2 separate regions of the Mus musculus genome follow, and region 2 is linked to region 1. A link is a loop called in an ENCODE intact Hi-C map of the cell type or tissue named here. Cell type or tissue: left cerebral cortex. All regions are shown on one strand. Region 1 overlaps Hps5 (HPS5, biogenesis of lysosomal organelles complex 2 subunit 2). Region 2 holds the start of Sergef (secretion regulating guanine nucleotide exchange factor).

Region 1 (2,500 bases):
ATTGTAAGTTAAACTGGGAGATAAAACTCCGTGGAATTTTTATTTTTGTGTATGTGTGTGCTGGTGTACCCAGAGGCCAGGAGACAGCACGGGATCCCCTGGAGCTGGAGTGGTAGCCATCTGATGTGGGTGCTGTGAGCCAGGCTCAGGTCCTCTGCAAGAGCAGCAAGTGCCAGCTCCTAACCTCTAAGTCTCCTTGTCAGACTCACATAAAGCAAATTGTCAGAGGACAAAAGCACAAATAGTGGAAATGGAAGTGACTATTATGCTTTGAAAAAGTAAGTTTATAGGACTCTGTGTGTACTGTGTTTGTATATACCATGTATGTGTGTACTGTGTGTGTGTGTTCCATGTATGTGTGTACTGTGTGTGTACCATGTATGTGTGCACTGTGTGTGTGTTCCATGTATGTGTGCACTGTGTGTGTGTGTACCATGTATGTGTGTGCTTATGAGTCACATATCTCTATTACTGAAGGCAATCTGTTCAGGTTTTACAGAACCTGTATCCCATATCATCTTTTAGATTTAAATTCAGTAAAATTGGATTTAGCTCAGTGGTAGAGCGCTTGCCTAGCAAGCGCAAGGCCCTGGGTTCGGTCCTCAGCTCTGGGAAAAAAAAAAAAAAAAAAAAAAAAAAAGACAAAATAAATTCAGTAAAATTGATTTAAAAATAGTTGACCTTTAAAACATAAAACCAAAACAAACACCAGCCATGGAGCAAATCTTCATCCTAAGGAGGAAGAACTGCCTTTTGGGAGCATTCAGGAACCATTCACAGCCAACCTCAGTGAATAAAGGGAGTGGCAAGCTAGTTAGAAAAACAAAAACTTGCCGGGCAGCGGTGGCGCATGCCTTTAATCCCAGCATTTGGGAGGCAGAGGCAGGCGGATTTCTGAGTTCGAGGCCAGCCTGGTCTACAGAGTGAGTTCCAGGAAAGCCAGGGCTGCACAGAGAAACCCTGTTTCGAAAAATCCAAAAAACAAAACAAAACAAACAAACAAACAAAAAACAACTTTTCTGGTTTCAAAAAAGGCCAGAAATGGTGGAGCACGCCTTTAATCCCAGCACTTGGGAGACAGAGGCAGGTGGATCTCATGAATTTGAGGCCACAGCCAGGGCTCTGTACAAAGACTCTATCTCAAAACAAACAAACAAACTAAACAAACAATGAAAGCAAAAATGGTATGACTCGGGACCTAAGTAAAATGTGGTTGTTGGTTTTTTATGGTAGTTTTCAATGGTCCTGAAGAGACAGGCCAAAGAACAGTGTCAGAACAGTCAGCTGCCTCTGATGTGGGGGGGAAGAGCTCCCACTGCTGGCAGGAATGCAAACTGCTACAGTTGCTGTGACACTGGAGTTTAGATCTGCCATATGAGCCAGGTATCCATCCCAGGAATCCCAAGTCAACACACCAAAGGTACCCCGCTCAGCCAAGTTAGCTGCAATGTTCACAATAGCTAAGAAACCGAACATGCCTGTCCGTCCATCAGAGGGTGAATGGTTAAAAACAATGTGGTACATAAAGAATATGGAATTTATGTGGTCATAAAGGAAAATGAAATCATGACTTGTGTGGGAAAATGGATGGAACTGGGAATCATGTTAAGCAAAATAAGTCAGACTCAGAAAGACTCAGAAATGCCGCATGTTTTCTATTGCGCAGCTGTAGAGAAAGTAATAGAACAGAAGAGGAGAACTGGAGGGAAAAAGGCATCCGCTGAAAAGAGGAAAAAGAAGGCCAGGGGCGAATGAGGAAAAGTATGTAACACATACGAAGATGCCATGATGAAACCCCTTACTTTCTATGTTAATGTAAAAAGTAACTTCATTTATGATTAGTGTGTATTTTCATGTATCAGAGGCATACACACATACATACAAATACGTATTTTTTTAAAAGAGTTGAGTAGAAAACAGAAGAGAGTCTGGCCAGACAGAGAGTTCTAGCCAAATCTTTTGTCAAGTGCCCACATTATAAAATACCTCTACATTTGGCAATGCCACCTGATAGTTACCTTTTAGTCCTTCGACAAAAGTGTCCCAAACGCAAGGGCTGTCGTAAGTGAGCTTGATACTCTCCTTTGCTCTTTTCAAGTCCAGAAGAAAAAAGTACTTCTTTAGGAAACGACAAGCCAGGATTTCTGGAGAGAGCTGCTGTGAAGCCCGGTCCACATGCCCACCTACGCTTTCCATTGCTGAAGTCAACACATTCAGTTCCAAGCACAACGTTGTCAATTCCGCCAGGTCCCTCTGAAGGCTGTTTGTGATGGCGTATGGAGAGCATACTCGAAAACGGTCAGCCGAGGGCTCACTGAGGTTGCTTACAGGGTCACAGGTTATCTGACCTCCAGCTTCTTCAGTGACTAAAGAGACCCTTCTTCCTTCTCCACTCTCTTCATCTAATACTCTCTTTTCTGTCTCACCGAGGAGGTGTGCACCCAAGTTTGATTTCACGGTTGGACTGCTGGTATTGGAAATGCCGGGGAAGTCTTTCATG
Region 2 (2,500 bases), 130 kb before region 1:
ACATAGCTGTTATGGCTTCCTCTATCACAAGAACTGGGAATAGCTATGTATTTCCCAAACATTAACAGATGGCTGTGCACACAAGTACTCATTCATTCGTTTCATTCGCTCGTTCATTCATTCATTCATTCATTCATTCTTTAGTCAACAAATATTTCCCTGGGGTCTACAAGATGCCAGGCACCAAGAGAGACAATGTGAACACCACTGGCTCAGTACTCGCTCTCAAGAACACCTCCGCTGTAGTCAAGGAGACTGCCGTTAACAAATCATGCATTCCATTACAATTTTGGTATTTAATACTAAGAACAGCAACACCCGACATATGCATGCTGTCACGCATGTCCCCCACACTCGTGGGTATAAAGCCTCCTCTCCAATCACACGGAAGGATGACCATAGGTCAGTCAAAGTGCAGTGTCAAACCTGCCCAGCCCAGACTTCCACACCCCCAGAAGAGAAAAGATTTGGTCACAGCCGAGTAACAGCAAATACGCAGGGTCTGTGCCTTGCGCGGCCATACTCCACAGGCCTCACATCCACAGGACGCTCCCCAGGGTGATGGCGCTGGAAAGAAGCCTTCCATCCTCCAAGCAAAAGGCAGGTTCGATGACACAGGTGGCCCCAGGAGCTCTGGGACCGAGATCTCTCTGCCAAGCCTCCACGCTGTCTTTCTAGGCAGTCTGGCGGCCGAGCGCTTTCCCAGAATGGATGCTTTGCTCTGGATGCAGGGTCCTCCCGAAGTGCTTCAGTCCCTCGGGTCCTCATCCCACAGCTAGCAGTAGGCCCCTCAGGCACTGCGGGGAGACCCTCCCTCCGCACCCTCTCCTCCTTGCTGCAACCCAGGATCCTCCAATCCAGGACCCTAGCTCGGGCCGCCGCCTCCCAGCTCCCTGCCACCCACGCAGACGCCGGGAGCTCCCGGGTCTCCTCGCCCCTTCGTCTCTGCCCTAGCCCGGGGGCGGAGCCACGTACCCAGGCGAAGAGCACAGCAGCGGCAGAGACAGTCTCGGAGGCGCAGGACTCCCGCGCCATGCACACGCTCAGCCGGCGCTTCCGGGAGGGCTGACGCGGGGCGGGGCCTCGGAGGCCAGGGGCAGGGCGAGTCCGGGAGCTGGGCGCGGTCAGCGGGATGGAGGCGGGGTAAAATTAGGGATTAGGAGGGGCTAATGGGACTGGAGCAAGACGTAGCTAGGTATGGTCCTGCCCTAGAGCGCCGGGACTCAACCAAAGCACTGTCAGCAGGCACCTCGCGGCCGCCAGGGAACACACCCGGAGGTGCCTTACTACACCCACACTCGTAATTCTGCACCATGTTCAGTAATCTGGAAAACTCGCCACCTGTCCCACGCTGCCCAGAGCAGATGACCTGACAGGGGTGCAACAGCACGGTGGGAAGGGACCTGAACTGAAGATGGCAAGAGTCCAGTCCTGAGTCTTCACGAAGCTACCTTGGCCCGCTTCGCTGTGCGTTTGGGAACCCGAGAGTCTTGGGGAGCCGTGTTAGCCTTCCACAGCGGAAACCCACTACTGGTGACACAACTGGGGCTGGCTATTGTCTGATGTGCCCCTGCGTTCTCCCTACTCTCCGCGGCCCCGCACCATCTGCCCTAATTCTAATCACGAGCATAGATAATTCTCATCCAAGATAGATTTTCATACAATACAGCTTTCTATCAACGTTGTCGTGATGTTGGTGAGAGTTTAGTAATACAGTGTACCAGTGCACACTGGGGGAAATGGAATTTGGAATCTGGAATCTGGAAGGAGGACAAAAAGATCATGTCCCATTTAAGGCGATGATCTGCATTCGTAGCTCTGGCCCCTGTACAGACAGGTCTCAAGGCCTCGCCTTCCTTTTCTTCCTAGACCCTCACATTGGAAAATGTGTCAGGGAAGCTTCTGTCTAGGTCTCACCTGTTCATGCTACTGACATGTTACTGTCTGCTGTGTCTTGTGAGGGAAGCCACCCTTGGTCTTTCCTCCTCCACACTGTGGTTTCTTGAAAAGTTTGGTGGTGGTGCTTAGAAAGATCCAGACAAGCCAGGCAAAGCTGCTCTTACTCCAGAAAGAGAAAATAGAAGCCGTGAGAGATTCCATGTGCTGTTCACCGGTTTGCTGTTGCCATTTTGATCACTTCTTTCCAGCCTGTTCTAATAGGAAGTCACAACAGGGTATAATAGAAAGGTGTCTTACCAGCAGTTCCGGAAGCAAGAAATGCCAGTAACTTGCACATTGCACGGTAAGGTGGACTTGTGCGGGTCTTGTGCATGCTGTCAACAGTCTCTGGTTTTACAGACAAAATCCCAGCACTGAAGAAGAGAAGTGGGCACAAAGGCCCCTCCCTGACGAAGAAGCTATTTGCAATCAATACTTCATGAGAAAGAGAAAACCAGTTGTCTCCAATGGGACGATTGGGCATATCAGTCACCCTCCTGGGTAGGTCCCATGCTCAGGAGTAGCTGACCAACATAAAACAGACTCCATGTTTCATGTGTGG

The links. A loop is a pair of places that touch in the nucleus more often than their neighbours do. Peaks named below come from ENCODE experiments on the same cell type or tissue, not always from the same donor. Only the 100,000 strongest peaks of a DNase experiment are listed, where the experiment ranks them.
Region 2: it touches region 1 in a loop (2.6-fold over the local background); 4 of 42 quality-filtered maps call a loop at or near these places.

The regions. Positions count from the first base shown.
Region 1 is chr7:46,769,589-46,772,088 of GRCm38, forward strand. Hps5 (HPS5, biogenesis of lysosomal organelles complex 2 subunit 2) reads right to left here. Exons shown (of 23, transcript NM_001005247.2): 16 at 2,019-2,500. Among named protein-coding and RNA genes, the nearest start is that of Saa2, 19 kb to the left of the region's middle. In left cerebral cortex, a CTCF peak has its summit at 1,317; a DNase peak (open chromatin) is centred at 1,314.
Region 2 is chr7:46,638,738-46,641,237 of GRCm38, forward strand. It overlaps Sergef (secretion regulating guanine nucleotide exchange factor), which reads right to left and starts at 1,070. Exons shown (of 11, transcript NM_013789.2): 1 at 976-1,070. The coding sequence starts at 1,035. In left cerebral cortex, a CTCF peak has its summit at 1,255; DNase peaks (open chromatin) are centred at 426 and 1,082; H3K4me3 peaks cover 1,852 bases; H3K27ac peaks cover 1,641 bases.